Regions from separate parts of the Homo sapiens genome. Here region 2 is linked to region 1. Evidence: read pairs that join two places in POLR2A ChIA-PET (ENCODE). Cell type or tissue: GM12878. All regions are shown on one strand. Each heading gives the region's core, and the rest is flanking DNA. Links, peaks and the distances in the headings are about the cores only.

What was found. ChIA-PET counts read pairs that join two places held together with the same protein. Peaks named below come from ENCODE experiments on the same cell type or tissue, not always from the same donor. Only the 100,000 strongest peaks of a DNase experiment are listed, where the experiment ranks them.
Region 2: POLR2A ChIA-PET joins it to region 1 with 5 read pairs; 2 of 35 experiments call an interaction of 5 or more read pairs at or near these places.

What each region holds. Positions count from the first base shown.
Region 1 is chr16:10,261,716-10,270,899 of GRCh38, reverse strand. No RefSeq gene overlaps it. Among named protein-coding and RNA genes, the nearest start is that of GRIN2A, 84 kb to the right of the region's middle. In GM12878, for the core only: no CTCF peak of the experiment used is centred there; a DNase peak (open chromatin) is centred at 3,909.
Region 2 is chr16:10,192,389-10,201,572 of GRCh38, reverse strand. No RefSeq gene overlaps it. Among named protein-coding and RNA genes, the nearest start is that of GRIN2A, 15 kb to the right of the region's middle. In GM12878, for the core only: no CTCF peak of the experiment used is centred there; no DNase peak of the experiment used is centred there.

The DNA of each region.
Region 1 (9,184 bases), core at 723-8,722:
TAATGTGAATTATTTCTGGTTGGCCAAGACTGGATCTTATGTTCATTCTTAGAGACAGAGCAAGGGGAAATCAGGATGCTGTTAGCAGAAGAAGGATGTGTTCTGGAAAGGCAAAACTACATCCTTCCATGACATCTTAACACTCATAAAACTCATCCAAGGCCTGGGTGAAAGCCTAACCATCCATTTGACTTTCAGTGTACTTTCTGAGCACTCATAGGTCAGACATGACTCAAAATTGCTGACACATCATTAGGAAAACTAAATTACAAATTCATAGTAGAGACAAGTATTGATTAAATAAGTTGATTAATTACCAGTAAGCCCAACTTCTCTTCAAATCAGAGCGTGGAAAGGAGGGTAGGGATATCCTGGTTGGATTCACTCCCAAACCATCATTCTACGGATGCCATTTTTACTGTAGATGTGTTGGTGTTTCTCACCTCCCTACTTTGTTTTCAGTCATTGCATCCCACTTTCCCTCTAGGGATCATACCCATAGTACACAGCCTTTTTGGCAGTTTCCTTGGCCATGTGTGGACATATGACTCACCCCAAGAGAAAATATTTTTTCTTTTTTTTTTTTTTTGAGACGGAGTTTCACTCTGATGCCCAGGCTGGAGTGCAGTGGCGCAATCTTGGCTCACTTGAACCTCCGCCACCCAGGTTAAAGCAATTCCCCAGGAGAAGATATTCTGACCCTTGTTAAAGAACAGTGCAAAAGTCTTTGTCCAAGAAACCACTGCAATGGGGTTTTGCAGTAGGAGAACGAGATTGGGATCACTTTCAAATACAACAAGGAAAAATGGGGGTTTATAGCCAAAGGGCAGGGTTGTGGTGGGAAGGATTAGTGGATGGAAAAGTACTATTAATTAGAGGATAGAGGAATTCTTGCTAAAAATGACCTAACAGGATTCTTGCTAAAGCCAAGCTAGGGTGGTCAGACATCACCTGGGGGTTGTGGGGAAGAAGACTTTGATTAAGTATTTGAGGATTGTCAGCTATAGCATGTGGGGATTCTGGCTAAATCAACATGACAGAAAATTTGCTAAAACTGGGAGATGCAAAGACAAACAAGGAAGTCCAAAGGTCAAGGCCAAGTTAGGAAGAGGGTTCAGAGGAGCCTGAGTAAAGTTTGGTCAAGGAGAGAATCTTTGTCAACAGCTCAGGGCAATACATTCTGAGGATGGTAATATAAAGTTTGAAATAAAAATAGGGCTGTAGAGCTGCTCTGATTTCTACTGTTTCGAGCCCAACTTCACAGCCTTTTTTTTTTTTTTTTTTTTTTTTTGAGACAGGATCTTGCGCTGTTACCTAGGCTGGAGTGCAGTGGTGTGATCACAGCTCACTGCAACCTCAACCTCCAAGGCTCAAGCCATCCTCCTACCTCAGCCCCTACCTCCCGCCTCTGTGCTGGGTAGCTGGGACTACAGGTATGTGCCACCATGCCCGGCTAACTTTTTTAATTTTTAGTAGAGACAATGTCTCACTATGTTGCCAAGATTGGGCTTGAACTCTGGGCTCAAGTGATCCTCCCGCCTTGACCTCCCAGGGTGCTGGGATTACAGGCATGAGCCACTGTGCCTAGCCACAGCCATTTTTTTTTGATTCTTCAAGTTACCTGATATCCTTGCCATTCATCCCTTTTCTTCACATGTTTGCTGGAACAAATTTCTGTTACTTGCACTCAAAGAACCTAACTAGTGTGATGCTGGCTTGCAATGTGATCTGAGCATGTTTTGTTAACTCTGTGTGTTGGCGTGTTGCTTTCTTACTCTATAAAATGAAACTATTAATTTCTACTTGAAGGGTTGGTGTAAGGATTCAAAACAAAATGGCTTAGTGCAATGACAGTATGTTTTCTATTAGTGAAAAATGTTTAAATTGGGGATCTGAGGGTGGGCTTCAGGTGTCAGTGAATCTACCAGAATTTATAGGCTGAATTATATTTATACGTGGGCATGTGCACGTATATGCATATGCAATTATTTAATTTTTTTTTTTTTTGAGAAGAAGCGCCATTAGAGTGTCCAAATGGTCCTTCATCCCACATTAGCTTAATCCTCCTAGCTCTGGGTGATTTGTCACCCAGACTCTTGTTTTTTTTTTATGAGACGGAGTTTTGCTCTCGTTGCCCAAACTGGAGTGCAGTGGCGCGATCTTGGCTCACTGCAACCTCTGCCTCCCTAGTTCAGGCAATTCTCCTGCCTCAGCCTCCCGAGTAGCTGGGATTACAGGGGTGCACCACCATGCCTAGCTTATTTTTTGTATTTGTAGTAGAAATGGGGTTTTAGCACATTTGCCAGGTTGATGTCGAACTCCTGACCTCACATGATCCACCCACCTCGGCCTCCCAAAGTGCTGGGATTACAGGCGTGAGCCACCGTGCCCGGCCGAGACTCTGTCTTAAAATAAATAAATAAATAAATAAATAGGAGAGCTGGCTGTTATCTCTGAAAGGCTTTCAAACTCCTGACCTCAAGTGATCCACCCGTGTTGGCCTCACAAAGTGCTGGGATTACAAGCATGAGCCACCATACCTGGCCTTCTTTCTTTCTTTTTTAAAAATATTGCTACGAGTTCTCGCTGTGTGGCCCAGGCTGGTCTCAAACTCCCGGCCTCAAGCGATCCTCCCCCTCAGTCTCCCAAAGTGCTGGGATTATAGGCATGAGCTACTGTGCCTAGACAGAAATGCCTTCATTTCTGACCTACAGTCCTGGGTATTGTATATCCCAGAAAAGGAAATTGGCATGCCTGAGAGAGCAAATGCCAGGGCTCCTGACCCCTACTCTGGTGTTCTTGCATCTATAGCACACAGAACTCTTCCACTTGGCCCTAAAGTCTTTCTTCCTTTTTTTTGAGACAGGGTCTCACTCTGTCACCCAGGTTGGAGTGCAGTGGTGTGATCCTTGCCCACTGTAACCTCTGCCTCCTGGATTCAAGGGATTCTCATGCCTCAGCCTCCCAAGTAGCTGGGACTACAGGCATGCGCCACCACACCTGGCTCTTTTTTTTTTTTTTTTTTTTTTTTTTAGACGGAGTCTTGCTCTGTTGCCCAGGCTGGAGTGCACTGGCACAATCTCCGCTCAGTGCAACCTCTGCCTCCCGGGTTCAAGCAATTCTCATGCCTCAGACTCTTGAGCAGCTGGAATTACAGGCACGCCCCATGACACCCAGCTAATTTTTGTATTTTTAGTACAGACGAGGTTTTACCATGTTGCCCAGGCTGGTCTCGAACTCCTGGCCTCAAGCGATCCACTCGCCTTGGTGTCCCAAAGTGCTGGGATTACAGGCCCGAGCCACTGCGCCCGGCCTATGTTTTGTATTTGTCGTAGAGACAGAGTTTACCATATTGGCCAGGCTGGTCTGGGACTCCTGACCTCAAATGATCCATCCTCCTCAGCTTCCCAAAGTGCTGGGATTACAGACATCAGCCACTGTGCCCAGCCTTCTTTTTTTTTTTTCTGAGACAGGGTCTTGTTGTCCAGGCTGGAGTGCAGTGGCACAATCACAGCCCACTGCAGCCTTGAACTCCTGGGCCCAAGCCATCTTCCCACCTCAGCCTCCCAAGTAGCTGGGACCACAGACATGCACCACTGAGCTGGGATAATTTTTTTTATTTTTATAGACATGGGGTCTTCAGCCTGTTGCCCAGGCTGAAGCTTCCACTCTTGTTGACAGTCTGGTTTCTCCAAAGTTGTTGCCAGGCATGATGAGATGGGTGATCAGCAGGTGCCTACAGATAAATCATTGGGAAGGCAGAGGTAGAGAAATGGCTGATAGACAGTTGATGCATTCTTCCAACCCCCTCCTAGCAAACGGCGTCCTAGTTTGGGGGGACTTGACTGATTGCTCTACCCCAGACTACGTAATTACCATTGCTACAGAAATGAGTGCTTTTATTTTCCACTGATCGTGGTGGTAAGGATGATACAGAGCCTAGCTTGGTGTCTGGTAGGTGTGAAGGCGGCACACTCATGCTCTGTGTGTATGATTGAAAGTGAAAATGTCTCTGAAGGGAGGATAGTTTGACAATATGAATCAGAATTTTAAGGATGAATACCTATTTTATTTTACTTTCAAATATTCAATTAATTTCAGAAAGATTTCTTTTACTTTCAAAATTTCAAGTAGTTCTCATTTGGGGGAAAATTTTTTAAAGAAAACTGTGTTGACACAAAGAATTGACATGTCAAATTAGATTTGTGAATCATGCATCTAATCTAACACTAAACCTAACCAATGATTAAAAATTACAAGCAAGGCTGGGCATTGTGGTTTATTCCTGTAACCCCAGAAGTTTGAGAGGCCGAGGTAGGAGAATCACTTGAGATCAGGAGTTCAAGACCACCCTGGGCAGCAGAGTGAGACCCCATCTCTGCAAATAATTAAAAAATTAGCTACGTGTGGCAGCATGCACATGTAGTCTCAGCTACTTGGGAGGCTAAGGCAGGAAGATCACTTGTGCCCAGGAGTTCAAGGCTGCAGTGAACCATGATCACACCAAAAAAATTAGCTGGGTGTGGTGGTGCACACCTGTAATCCCAGCTAGTTAGTAGGCTAAGGCACAAGAATTGCTTTAACCCGGGAGAGAGAGGTTGCAGTGAGCTGAGATTGCGCCACTGCACTTCAGCCTGGGTGATGAAATGAGACACTGTCTCAAACAAAATAAAGAGTTTTTTTATCCACTCACACATACTCTGAGCTCTTCAAACCATAGAGGTCAGGCTGTGTTAGGTTTTTGTCAACCTAAAATGATCAAAGGCTCAGGATCTAGTTGAAAGAGTTTATTCAAGTGCAAAGTGTGAGGGCACCATCGGGGACACAGACACCAAAGAACAGGGCTCCGTGTTCCAGGTGAAAAGTGAAAGATCTCTTACCCAGGCAAACACGAAAGTGCTGAACAGTTTAATGCAGAAAGATAAGGTAGGGTCTCTATCAGCTACACAGGGCCCATGCTCAAAAAGGCCCCTCACTTGGTTTAGTGTTCTGAGTTCACGATCTTGAGATTCTTTTTCTTTCTGTATTAAATAGAAACGAGATGTTGCTGTGGCTGTGTTGCTCAGGCTGGTCTTGGATTCCTGGGCTCAAGCGATCCTCCCGTCTCCACCTTCCAAAGTGCTGGGATTACAGGCATGGGCCACTGCACCCGGACCATCTTGAAATTCTTTTTTGTTTGTTTGTTTGTTTGTTTTGAGACAGGGTCTTGCTGTCACACAGGCTGGAGTGCAGTGGTGCAACCTTGGCTCACTGCAACCTCCACCTCCTGGGTTCAAGCAATTCCTGTGCCTCAGCATCGTGAGTAGATGGAATTGCAGGTACGCGTCACCACGCCTGGCTAAATTTTGTATTTTTGGTAGAGATGGGGTTTCACCATGTTGGCCAGGCTGGTCTTGAACTCCTGAGCCCAAGTGACCCGCTCGCTTCAGCCTCCCAAAGTGCTGGGATTACAGGTGTGAGCCACTGCACCTGGCCCATGTTGAAATTCTTAATAATTTTTGAACAAGAGGCCTCTTATTGTCCAGGCTGGAGTGCAATGGTGCAATCTTGGCTCACTGCAACCTCCGCCTCCTGGGTTCAAGTGATTCTCCTGCCTCAGTCTCCCAAGTAGCTGGAATTAGAGGCACCTGCCACCATGCCTGGCTAATTTTTGTATTTTTAGTAGAGATGGGGTTTGCCATGTTGGCCCAGCTGGTCTCCAACTCCTGACCTCAAGTGATCTGCCCACCTCAGCTTCCCAAAGTGCTGGGATTATAGGCATGAGCCACCGCGCCCGGACCCCTGCTTCATTTTCTTCATGCCATTTATCACTGTCTGAGAATCCTATTAGCTGCTATATTTGTTTCCTGAAGCTGCCGTAACACGGTACCAGGCACTGGGAGGTTTAAACAACAGAAATTTATTCCGTCACAGTTCTGGAGGCCAGAAGTCTGAGATCGAAGTTAGGAATGACTGCACTCTCCCGTGAGGCTCTAGGGGAGAATGTCTCCTTGCCTCTCCCAGCTTCTGGTGGCCCCAGCACTCCTCGGGGTTCCTCCATTTGTAGATGGGTCAGTCCCATCTGGGCCTCCGCCTGCACATGGGCTTCTCCTCCCATGTCTGTCTGTGTCCAAATTACCCTCACATATGTATATGGTTTTTTTTCATATTTATTTATTTATTTTTTCAGACAGGGTCTTGTTCTTTTGCCCAGGCTGGAGTGCAGGGGTGCTATCATGGCTCACTGCAGCCTCAACCTCACAGGCTCAAGCTATCCTCCCACCTCAGCCTCCCAAGTAGCTGGGACCACAGGTACATGCCACCACACCCAGCTAATTTTTTAATTTTTTGTAGAGACAGGGTTTTACCATGTTGCCCAGGCTGGCCTCGAACTGTTGGGCTCAAGTGGTCCTCCCACCTCAGCCTCCCAAAGTGCTGAGATTACAGGCATGAGCCACCGCACCCGGCCTCCTCCTTTTATAAAGGGATTCATCAGTCAGTGAATTTAAGGCCCACCGAATCCCGTATAACCTCATCTTACCTTGATTATATCTATAAAGACTTTATTTTCCAATAAGGTCACTGGGGGTTAGGACTTGAGCATATCTTTTTGGGGGACACAATTCTACCCATTCCAAATGTTAATTCGTTTATTTAATTTATCTTTTAAAAATCTTTTTTCCTGCCCCACTAGGATATAAGCTCCATGGAGGCCAACTTGGTCCTTTTTCCCTGGTCTAGCTCCAGTGTCAAGGGCAGTGTTTGAGACAAAAAAGTTGTTCAAAACCAGTTCATTGTGCCAGGCACAGTGGTTCACGCCTGTAATCCCAACACTTTGGGAGGCTGAGGCGGGTGGATCACGAGGTCAGGAGCTTGAGACCAGCCTGACCAACATGGTGAAACCCCATGTCTTCTAAAAATACAAAAATTAGCCTGGCGTGGTGGCGCACACCTGTAGTCCCAGCTACTCAGGAGGCTGAGGCAGGAGAATTGCTTGAACCCAGGAGGCAGAGGTTGCAGTAAGCTGAGATTGCGCCACTGCACTCTAGCCTGGGCGACGGAGCGAGACTCCGTGTCAGAAAAGAAAAAAACAAAAAAAGAATTTTAAACTCTGACTCAAATATCGAGATGAACGTTCTGGCATCGACACATGTCCAGCACTACTCTCACCTCCACAGTTTGGGACGAGTGCCCTAGAAAACAGCAGTGACCTTGTAAAAACCCTGGAAGAAAAGCTTCACCTAGGGAGTGTCACAAAGTTTCAGCCAGAACAAAAAATAGCTTGTAGCAGTCAATGCATTATTATTAGCCTTTCATGAGCAAGCATTGGTCACAGAGATTTTGTGTTTGAAAATGGCAAAATGTGCCTGTATCCAAAAGAAATGAAACCTGCAGAGAGGTTTTATGTCTGCACTTGATCAGTATTAATATGGAAAAAATAATAAACTTCTTTTTACATGTCACATTCTGGTTGACTGCAGGGATCCCAGAAACATTGCTATTAACACAATTCTTACAAGTGTTGGCCTCTCCACTGAGCCCCACCCATAGTGAAGTGCCATTATCTGCTCTTTTCTTCTCCTGAGATTCTTCACATTACGGCTCAAAGCGCTGATCTGCCAATCTCATCAACAGGCTGGATGCAGTTCAGAACAGAGGAAGTAGCTATTTAATTGGTCACAGTTCTCAACTAGCACCACTCAAGTTTAATAACATTTATACTATCTCCAGTTCTTTTTTTAAAATTAAAATGAATTTTTTTTTGAGACAGAGTCTTGCTGTGTTGTTCAGGCTGGAATGCAGTGGCACGATCTCAGCTCACTACAGCATCTGTCTCCTGGGCTCAAGCCGTCCTCCCATCTCAGCCTCCCAAATAGCTGGGACTACAGGCATGCACCACCATACCAAGGTAATTTTTGTATTTTTGGTAGAGACAGGGTTTCGGCATGTTGCCCATGCTGGTCTTGAACTCCTGAGATCAAGCAGTCCTCCTGCTTTGGCCTCCCGAAGTACTGGGATTACAAGAATGAGCCATGGCCTCCGGCCTCCAGTTCTTGTGAGGACATTGGAATATAACTGTTTTTTTGTTTGTTTTTCCTTCTGGGGCTTGGGGGATTTCTCTGGTGAAACCACCTTGAAATACAGAAGGCAGCAGAACCTGGAGATTTTGAAAACAGACGTGGTTCAGAACCCTCTTCATGTCCTTTACTAGGTGTGTGACCTTGGGCAAGACACTGAACCACTATGAACCTCAGTCTCCTCATTTGTAAAATGAGAACTAATATTTGCTTGTCAGTTTAAGCTAGGGATTAAATGAGATATTATAAGTGAAGTTCCTAGTCTAGTGTTTGTAAAGGGATCAAGCCATTTTTTATTTTTGATTTAGGGGTGGGCCTGGAGGAAGTGAGGGTGAGGATATTACTGCTTTGAATGTTGTTTGGAATCGATTCATTAGAATTATGCAAGTTGAGCTGGCATTGCAGTTTACTCTTTGTTTTAAACCTCTTCAGCAAATACAAGGAGCATGAAAAAAGGCAGTAAGAGGTATATTTGGAATAATACGGAATTGCAAAATGGTAGCTATTTCTTGCCTTTCATGTCGTTTAGTGTCCCAGGGTCTGGGACTTAAGTGCCTCAGGAAGGACTCTAATGTGTCTTGGGTGTAGATACTTTCTCCCTCCATACCTCCTATACTTCTACCAGATAATTCACTTTATGTTTTTACTTTTTATTTATTTATTTTTGAGACTGAGTCTCACTCTGTCGCCCAGGCTGGAGTGCAGTGGTGCGATCTCGGCTCACAGCAACTTCCACCTTTTTGGTTCAAGCAATTTTCCTACCTGAGCCTCTCAAGTAGCCAGGACTACAGGTGCATGCCACCATGCCTGGCTAATTTTTGTATTAACTACAGGCATGAGCCACCATGACTGGCCTCGTGATAATTAACTTTAGTATTAAAGTTATAAATGGATAACCAAAGTGCATATTAAAACTTCTTAAAAGTAGCATTGGTGATTACTGCAAATTATTGACGCTGTGGAGTGTAGCGTTAATGTGATACCCTACCTTGTTTTAGCCTGATTGACTGTCACTTAGCTGAGAGAGCCAGACAGACTCCGTTTTCGTTTCTTCACTTGCAGCCCCTTATCCTCCTCCCTTAAGGACATAACTGGTACAAGCTGACTCCAAGCACATCCAGGCATCC
Region 2 (9,184 bases), core at 618-8,617, 69 kb after region 1:
CGTAACAAACAACCCCCAAGGTTCCATGGCCTCTGACAGCAAATGTCTATTTCTTCCTCATGTTGCACATCCGTGGTGGGTTGGCAGTGCCTCTGCTCCATGCCTTCTTCACTCTGGGACCTGGCAGATGGGAGAACCTCTAAGTGGAACATTGCCAATCTCATGGCAGACGAGAGGAGAAAAGACATAGTGAAAAATGTGTTGGCTCTTAAATCTGCTGGCAAGTGACACGTGTTAGTTCCACCTGCCGAGTAGTGACCCAAAACAAATCACATGGCCCTTGTTGAGTTCAACAAGGTGGAGATCTAAAATCTTCTTGCAAGGAGGTATTCCAGAATATTTGGCAAACGGCTTTAAAATCAACCGTGGAGACCTCATAAAATTCATTTTAGGAGAAACAGTAACAATGGTGCTAAGAGTAGCAAAACATCAGGTACTGTTCTAAGTTTTTTACATAAATGAATCCATGTCATGTTATCTTCATAACAAGCCTGTGAGGAAGGGGCTATTATGAAGCCCATTTTACAGATGGGCAAGCTGAGGCACTGAGCAGTCAAGTCCCAGGTCCAAGACTGCACAGCTTAGGTGGAACCTGCAGGGCAGTGCAGCTATGATGAAAATGAAGTGGTGGACCTGGAAACAGCCACAGCACAAAATTCCCAGATCCAGTTGTTTCCATCAGGCTTCTCCCTCCTCTGGCTGCTCCTCAGTGACCTTCTCCTTTCCCAGGGGCTCTGTAGAGCTCCTCCCTCCTCCTATCACTTTTATCCAGCTTCCTAGCTGAAAATCTTGCGTTCGGACCCACTGAACACCATAAAAATGTCAATTAAGTTGATTTAAAAATGCTCCTAGTCTCATTAACAACAAACTGTTTGTGCCAGTGCAGCCAGACAGGGCTAAGAATAAATAATATGAATATTAAAAGGTTTTTGGTGTCATTAATTATCAATAATAAATTATCACTACCCCCCACCCCTTCTCTGGCTGCCAGGGATGCTTTTTTCCTGGGCAGGATGAGTTATTACTAGAAGGCTGAGATGTGGCTTTCTCATCTGCTGTGGAGAAGAAATGCAGGCACTGTAGACCAGGGCCCTAGGAATCACGGCTCTTGTGGTCTCTAGTCTGACAATCTTTTTTTTTTTGAGATGGAGTCTCACTCTGTCGCCCAGGCTAGAGTGCAGTGGCGCAATCTTGGCTTACTGCAACCTCAGCCTCCTGAGTAGCTGGGATTACAGGCACCCACCAGTACGCCCGGCTAATTTTTGTATTTTTAGTAGAGACAGGGTTTTGCTATGTTGGCCAGGCTGCTCTTGAACTCCTGACCTCAAGTGATTCGCCTGCCTCGGCCTCCCAAAGTGCTGGGATTACAGGCATGAGCCACTGCGCCTGGCCTAGTCTGACAATTTAAAATCATTAGTGTCCTGCAGCAGTGTGAACTTCTGGGGTGAGTCACAACCCAGTCCAGCATCTGACTTAGGGCAGGCGCCCTGTCAATGTTTGGTGAATGAACAAATAAATGAAAGTAAAGGCATGGGCTTACATTTGTACCTCATAGCCTGAGTGGGGCCTGGGCTCTGCTACTCCCTAGCTGTGTGACCCTAGATATGTCACTTAACTTCTCTGAGTCTCATTTTCTTCTTCTGATAATAATAGTAGGTATTAGCCAGGCATGGTGGTGTGTGCCTGTGGTCCCAGTTACGTGGGAGGGTGAGGCAGGAGGATCACTTGGGCTCGAGGTTGAGGCTGCAGTGAGCCATGATTGCACGACTGCACTCCAGCCTGGGCAACAGAGTGAGATCCTGTCTCAAAAAAAAAAATCATAGCTATCTCACATGTTGTGAAGATGAAAATAGATAATGCATGTTAGAGCTCAGGCATGTAATAAGTGCTCAGTGAATATTGGCTATCATCCTCTTCATCATCATCATTTTAATTATAATTGCAATTCTGTGGTAGAGGAACTTATGACTGCTCCATTTTATCTCCTCAAAGGAATATTCTGCAGCCATTAAAAATGATTGCATTTTTTTAATAACAAGGAAAAATGTGTATAAGTTAAGAAAAAGTAAATTGCAGAATTTTTTTTTTGAGACAGAGTTTCACTGTCACCCAGGCTGGAGTGCAGTGGCGCCATCCGCAACCTCCACCTCCCAGGTTCAAGCAATTCTCCTGCCTCAGCCTCTCGCGTAGCTGGGATTACAGGTGCCTGCCACCAAGCCCAGCTAATTTTTGTATTTTTAGTAGAGACAGGGTTTCACCATGTTGGTGAGACTGGTCTCGAACCCCTGACCTCAAATGATCTGCCCCCATCAGCCTCGCAAAAGTGCTGGGATTACAGGCATGAGCCATGGCACCTGGCGTAAATTGCAGAATTTTATGTGCCTTCTGATTGCAGTAAAGTTAAGACAATTAAAACTTGGAAGGAGATACATCAAAACATTATTGATAATTTTCTCCTAGGTGGTAGAGTTACTGTGTTTTCTTTGGAATGTTTTCTGCAACTTTAAATTTTTACAATAAACATGTTTGTTTACTATAAACATTTTTCCACGTACACAAAAGTGGAGAGACTAGTATTATGAACACCCACAAACCTATCACTTAGATTTAATGATTGTTAACATTTTGCAATATTTGTGTCATCTTTTTTTCTTTTCTTTTGGGTGAAATATTTTAAAGTTACTAACATCAGGATATTTTATCCTTAAATTTCAGTATTTGTCTCTAAAAAAATATTTTCCTACCTAACCACAGTATTATGATTACATCTGACAAAATTAAGAATAATGTCTTAAATGTTATCTAATACATTGTTCATATTCAGATTTCCCCAATCGTCCTTCAAAATGGTTGTGTTTGTGTGTTTGTCTGTGTGCTTTGAGACAGGGTCTGGCTCTGTTGCCCAGGCTAGAGTGCAGTGGTGTGATCTCGGCTCATTGCAACCTCTGCCTCCCTGGTTCAAGTGATCCTCCCAGCTCAGCCTCCTGAGTAGCTGGGACTACAGGCACGTGCCGCCATGCCTGGCTATTTTTTGTAGTTTCTGTAGATATGGGGTTTTGCTATGTTGTCCAGGCTGGTCTCAAACTCCTGAGCTCAAGCAATCTTCCCACCTTGGCTTCCTAAAGTGCTGGGATGCCAGGCGTGAGCCCCTGCACCTGGCCCTGTTTTTACAAAGGGCTTGTTTGAACCGGGATCCAACCAAGGACCACGCACTGCATTTAGCTATTGTGTCTTCTAACTCTCTTTAAATCTAGAACAATATACCTCTGCTCTTCTGTCCATCACATGGACTTGTTGAACTGACCATGCCAATTATTCCATAGATGTCCCCGCTTCTGCCTTTTGCCTTTTCTTTGTGGTTGCATTGCTCGTATAATATGAAAACAAGCAATACAAATTTGCCCCTATCATTCCTAGCCACTCTCCTGGCCATATAGACGATAATTGTAACTACAACTTCCACAAGCCAGGTGCTGTTCTAAGTGCTTTATTTTCACGATCTTATTTAACCATTTCAATAAATCCATGACATAGGGACTCTTTTTATCAATGATGGAAATGAAATACACGGGTGAAAACTTGCCAAGGCCATATAGCCAGGCAGACCAGCTCTCAAGCCAGCACACCTAACCACCGTGCCATATTGAAAGAGTAGAAAGAGAAGCTGCAAAGGAAGGAAGACAGGGAGGTCAACCCTGCCTTCCTTTGGGGATACTTAGTGAAGAGCGAAGACCAGATTCTCTGTGGGGTCCAGGGAGTGTCCTGGAGGAGGTGATGAAGTGGTGGCACCAGTGATGGCATCTGTTCTGCCGGACCATGGAGCTGTTCTGGGCCCTCTCCAGGGTTTCCTCCTGTTTCCTTTTCTTCCATTCTCCGCAGGTTGGAAAGGTCCCTAAGAAGCCTGTGCTTTTCCCTCTCTGGGCTTGAGAGTCCCTGGGTCTGCTATTTATAGGCAAATAGACATCAGAGCCAGAAAGCCGCCTCAAGGGAGGTGCCTGCATAGCTACCAGGGTGGGAGACACATGGGCCCTACCAGTGATTATATTCTTGGGTCTTCATTGATGAGCATTCTGGAAAAAACAAATATGCAGTGTGTTTTGGGAAAGACCACTGGAAGAGGTTAAGTGTGGTGGTGCATGCCTGTAATTCCAGCACTTTGGGAGGTTGAGGCGGGAGGATGGCTTGAGCCCAGGAGTTTGAGAACAGCCTGGGCAACATTGCAAGACCTCATCTTTACCTAAATAAACAAACAAACAAATAAATAAATCAGCTGGGCATGGTGGTGTGTGCCTATAGTTGCAGCTACTTGGGAGGCTGAGTGGGAGGATCACTTAAAGCCAGGAGTTTGAGGCTGCAGTGACTTATGATTGATTGCGTCACTGCCCTCTAGCCTGTGCGACAGAGCAAGATGATCTTGTCTCTTTAAAAAAAAAAAAAAGATAGAGAAAACACTGGAAGAGAAGTTAAAACACCCAGGTTCTTAGCTGGATTTGCCTCTGCTATGGACAGGCTGTGACTTTGGCCAGGGCACCCAGCTTCCCTGAGCCAAAGGACCCTCTAAATCATGTTGGATTTAAGGCTGACAGCTGTTTCCATTGTAAGGTTGTTATAAGGATTATATGAAGATAAGAATGGAAGTGCTTTGCAAAATAATGAGAGAAATAGAAAAGCTTCCCTTTAGGGTATACTGCAGAAGTTGCAAATTCAGATGTGCAGACTGGCTAGGTAGGTAATACATGGTTCCCATGAGAGCTGCTGTGGTCTAACATGGCCCCATCGCAAAGCCATGGCTGATTGGTCATGGAGTTGGCAACTGGTCTACACTAGGCCAATGAATCCCCACCTTGGGATTTTTGGACTTGGGAAGGGAGGGCAGTCAGTCATTCTTTCCCGTGGGTTTAGGTCTAAACTGTGAAATAGGAAGCATTAGTATGAATGTTCCCTGAGTGTGGAGTAAGACAGTTTGTGAGGGAGGGTGAATGCAGCAAGCAACTGAAAGCAAAAGAGGGGGAGAGAGAAGTGAGACCCAGACTCCAGCTGTTCTTGGAGTCTAGCTGCATCCGTGGGATTTGACCATTCAACCACAGGTTTGGCTTCTCTGAGCCAACTATTTCTTATTTTTGGCTTAAACCTCTTTGGGATTTTTTTTCTACCATTTATGTCTAGAAGAGTGTCTTGTATTAGGCAATAGGACACTCTTAGCAGTCCAAAGAAGGGAAGAGCTGGAGTGAAATTAGCTGGGTACGGTGGCATGCGGCTGTAGTCCTAGCTTGAGCCCAGGAGTTTGAGGCTGCAGTGAGCCATGATTGTGCCACTGCACTCCAGCCTGGGTGACAGAGTGATACCTTGTCTTAAAATAAAATAAATAAAAATAAAGAGACCCAGCAAGTTAGTGACTTAGGCAGCTTAGAGAGCACCTCCTAATCCTTCCACCTCAGTTTACAACTAAAGTTCAACATCATCAACTACCTTGTCTCAGGTATCCAAATGATATGGTTTGGCTCTGTCCCTACCCAAATCTCATCTTGAATTGTAGCTCCCACACTTGTGGGAGGGACCCAGTGGTAGGTAACTGAATCATGGGGCAGGTCTTTCCTGTGCTATTCTTGTGACAGTAATAAGTCTCACAAGCTCTGATGGTTTTATAAAGGGGAGTTGCCCTGCACAAGTTCTCTTCTCTTGTCTGCTGCCATGTGAGACGTGCCTTTCACCTTCCACTACGATTGTGAGGCCTCCCCAGCCACGTGGAACTGTGAGTCCCTTAAACCTCTTTCTTTTGTAAATTGCCCAGTCTTGGGTATGTCTTTATCAGCAGTTTGAAAACAGACTAATACACCAAGTAAGTGAATTGGTGGCAAAACCAAAACAAGAAATCAGATCTCCTGACTTCCATCCCAGGGTCTTTTTCACCTCTATGATTTGCCTCTTTTTATATCTGGGCAGCATATAATCACACTGCATTAAAAAAACAATAACTTTTACTATTTATTGAGTACACATTAAGTTTCTTCCTGTATAAGACAGTTGCATTACCTTAATAGTAACCCAGTAAAGAAGCTCTTACTGTTCTCATTTTGCACAGTGGAAAACTGAAGTTCAGAAAGGTGAAGCAACTTGCCTAAAGTCACGCAGCTAGTAAGTCATAGACTCAGGATTCAAATTCAAGTGGCCTGACTCTTGAGTCCTCCTGTTTAATTATGATACTCTGCACCATCTTTGGCTTTCTGCTCTAGCACGAGTGACAGTGCCCATGCACTCTTTCAAGCTGGGACCTTGCTGAGTCTTTGAGTGAGACGGAGAAGTCCTAAGAGATCTGTCATTTCCTGCACTTCTTGGCTACTGGCATGGGAATATCGTTCTCAGACTTGTGTTATTTACCCAAGAATTTGCAAGGCTGCACCTTGCTTAAGTAGCAAACACCTCTGCAAATATGGATGGGAAATTGGATTTGCTTATGCGGGAGTGGAGAAGCCTTCAAGTATTCTTGGAAAAGGGGTTGGTGCAAACATGCATGGGTGCCAAAGATGCTCAGAGTTGATTGGGTTTCACTTATCAACACAATGGGGGAGGAAGGAATTCTTTTTCAAAAAATTAGCTTTACTGAGGTATAATTGCATACAAAAATAACTACACATGTCTAATGTATACAATTTGATGAGTTCAGATTTATGTACATACCTATGATGCCATCACCACAATCAAGGTAATAAGAGTCCCATTCCTCTGATGGATGGGACTCTTTTTTGTTTTGTTTTGTTTTTTAGAGATAAGGTTTCACTCGTCACCCAGGCTGGAGTGCGGTGGTGCAATCACGGCTCATTGCAGCCCCTAACTCCTGAGCTCATGTGATTCCCCTGTTCCGCCGCTTAGCCTCCTGAGTAGCTGGGACCACAGGCATGCACCACCACATCTGGCTAATTTTTTAATCTTATTTTTTGTAGAGTTGGTGAGGGCGAGGGGTCTCACTGTTTACCAGGCTGATTTTGAACTCCTGAGCTTAAGCAATCCTCCTGCTTTGGCCTCCCAAGCTGTTGGGATTATAGGCATGAGCCACTGCTCTCGGCCAGGGAAGGGGACTTTTGAAGTCTCTCTGCACACTCGGCTTTGGTGCTTATAAACAGAAACTCTGCAATGTGAGGGGCAGAAATAGTTAAGTAATGTTCATTCCACACCCACAAAGATCTGGCAAAGGGCAGTCTACTCCAAACTGTAGACTTCTGATCACCTGTGATAGAACCACCTGGCGAGGCTTGTTAAAAATGCAGGGTATTGGTTATTTATTGCTGTGTAACACATTGCTCCAAATTGTAGTGGCTTAAGACAACAGCAACTAGTCTCCCAGTGAATCTTCAACTTGGGCAGAGTTCACCAGGACTGCCTTTGCTGGGTCAGCTCAACTGGGGACTGGAGGATTCTCTTCTGAAATGACTCACTCACAGGGCTGGCAGGTTGGTGTACTTGTTGGTTGGGAATACTGCCGGGGCTGAGGGCTGCGGGCCTTGGTTCTTCTCTATGTAAGGCTCTCCATAGGATGCTTGGGCTTCCTCACAGCATGGTGGCTGGGTTCCAAGAGAACAAGGTACAATTATGTCGCACTTTTCTAATATACATCTCTGCTGTACTATATTGGTTGAGGGAGTAAAAAAGGCCCACCAAGTTTCAAGGGTTCATAAATTCATCCTCTTGATGGAGAAGTGACAAGATTCAGGAAGAGCATGTGGGATGGGAAGTATTATTGTGGCCAGCTTTGGAAAATACAATCTGCCACATAGCAAATTCCCATGACCCCACTGCAGAGCTGCAGGATCAGAATTTATGGAGGCAGGGGCAAGGAATCTGCATTTCAATCTCTTCCATATAATTTCTGTTGACCACTAAATTTTGAGATTCCCTAAGTGAGGATTGACATGCAACCTCCATAAGACAGTGCTAACATAGCATGTAGGTGTAGCTGACTGGAAGCCAGAAAACAGGCTTTTGTCCTGGCTAGGCAGCTGGATTCCTGTGAGACTTTGGGAAAGTAACTTACTATTTCAGGGTTCATTCTCCTTAGCTGTAATAATTATACACAGCTCAGAGGGTCATTCTCAGGACTAAATACTACGAAACCCAGAATATGCTTAGCCTAGTACCTGTTGCAGAGTGAGTATTCAATGAATAGTATCATACTCAAATGACATTATTATGACTGCTAAAGTCTTTGTAAATTTAAAGTGCTCTTTTATTATGATTATCATAGCTACTGTTTGTTTACAGCTCTCTCAGTGCGAAGCCCATTATTACTTAGAATTTGCAGGTGTCACTAACCCCATTTCACAGAGAAGGAAACTGAGGTTCAAAAAGATTGAATGAGTTGCCCAAGGAATGGGAGGAACTAGGATTTGAACTGATTGTAATTTGGTTCCAAAACCCCTACCTCTACCATATCACTCTGTCCCTTGCTATGTGATAACAGAAGCCATTTTAAAAAATTAAATCTGTCTTATTGCCTCATCTTGAAAATGAGGTTTATAACACCTTCTGTGCCAGAAGGTTGGTGTTGGGTTTTATTGTCCTTCTAATATCTTGTCTTCTGAGACAGTGCTGAGATCCACCCCGGTGGTTAAACCCCTGGCTGCTGGCCTCCATTGGTGGTGGTGGGAATGCAGTTCTGGGAGCCAGAGAAGAGAGACGCTTCCTATCCCCTCCCCATTCAATGGAGCCCCATCCACCTGCCAAAAACCAATGTGACCATCTTGCAAGGAGGCAGTAGCTTCCTCACAGCCTGATAGCTGTGACATTATGAGGCTCAGTGGGTTGAACTCCAGAAGCTTAAGCTCAAATCCCAACTCTACCACTTAGTACCAGTTCAACCTTGGGTAAATACTTAGGGAGCACTTTACCACTCTGGGCTTCTGTGTCCTCCACCATAACAAGGGGATACCAACTCCAACCTTGTGGGTTTGCTCTGAGGATTAGATGAGCTCAAGTAGGACAGGCATCTAAGAAACGATTTGGTACACAGAAAGTTGGGTGTGTTTTGCTGTCATGGGGGGCCGTCAGCCCCTTGCAGACAGCTGGATCTCTTTCAACTTGTAGAGGTGGATCAAGTCAGGCAGAGTGTAACTCTGGGGGCTCAGCCCAAGGCCCTGCCATGGCTGTGGGGGCTCATTCTTCTTTGCTTCCCATTGCAGTTGTTGGTTGA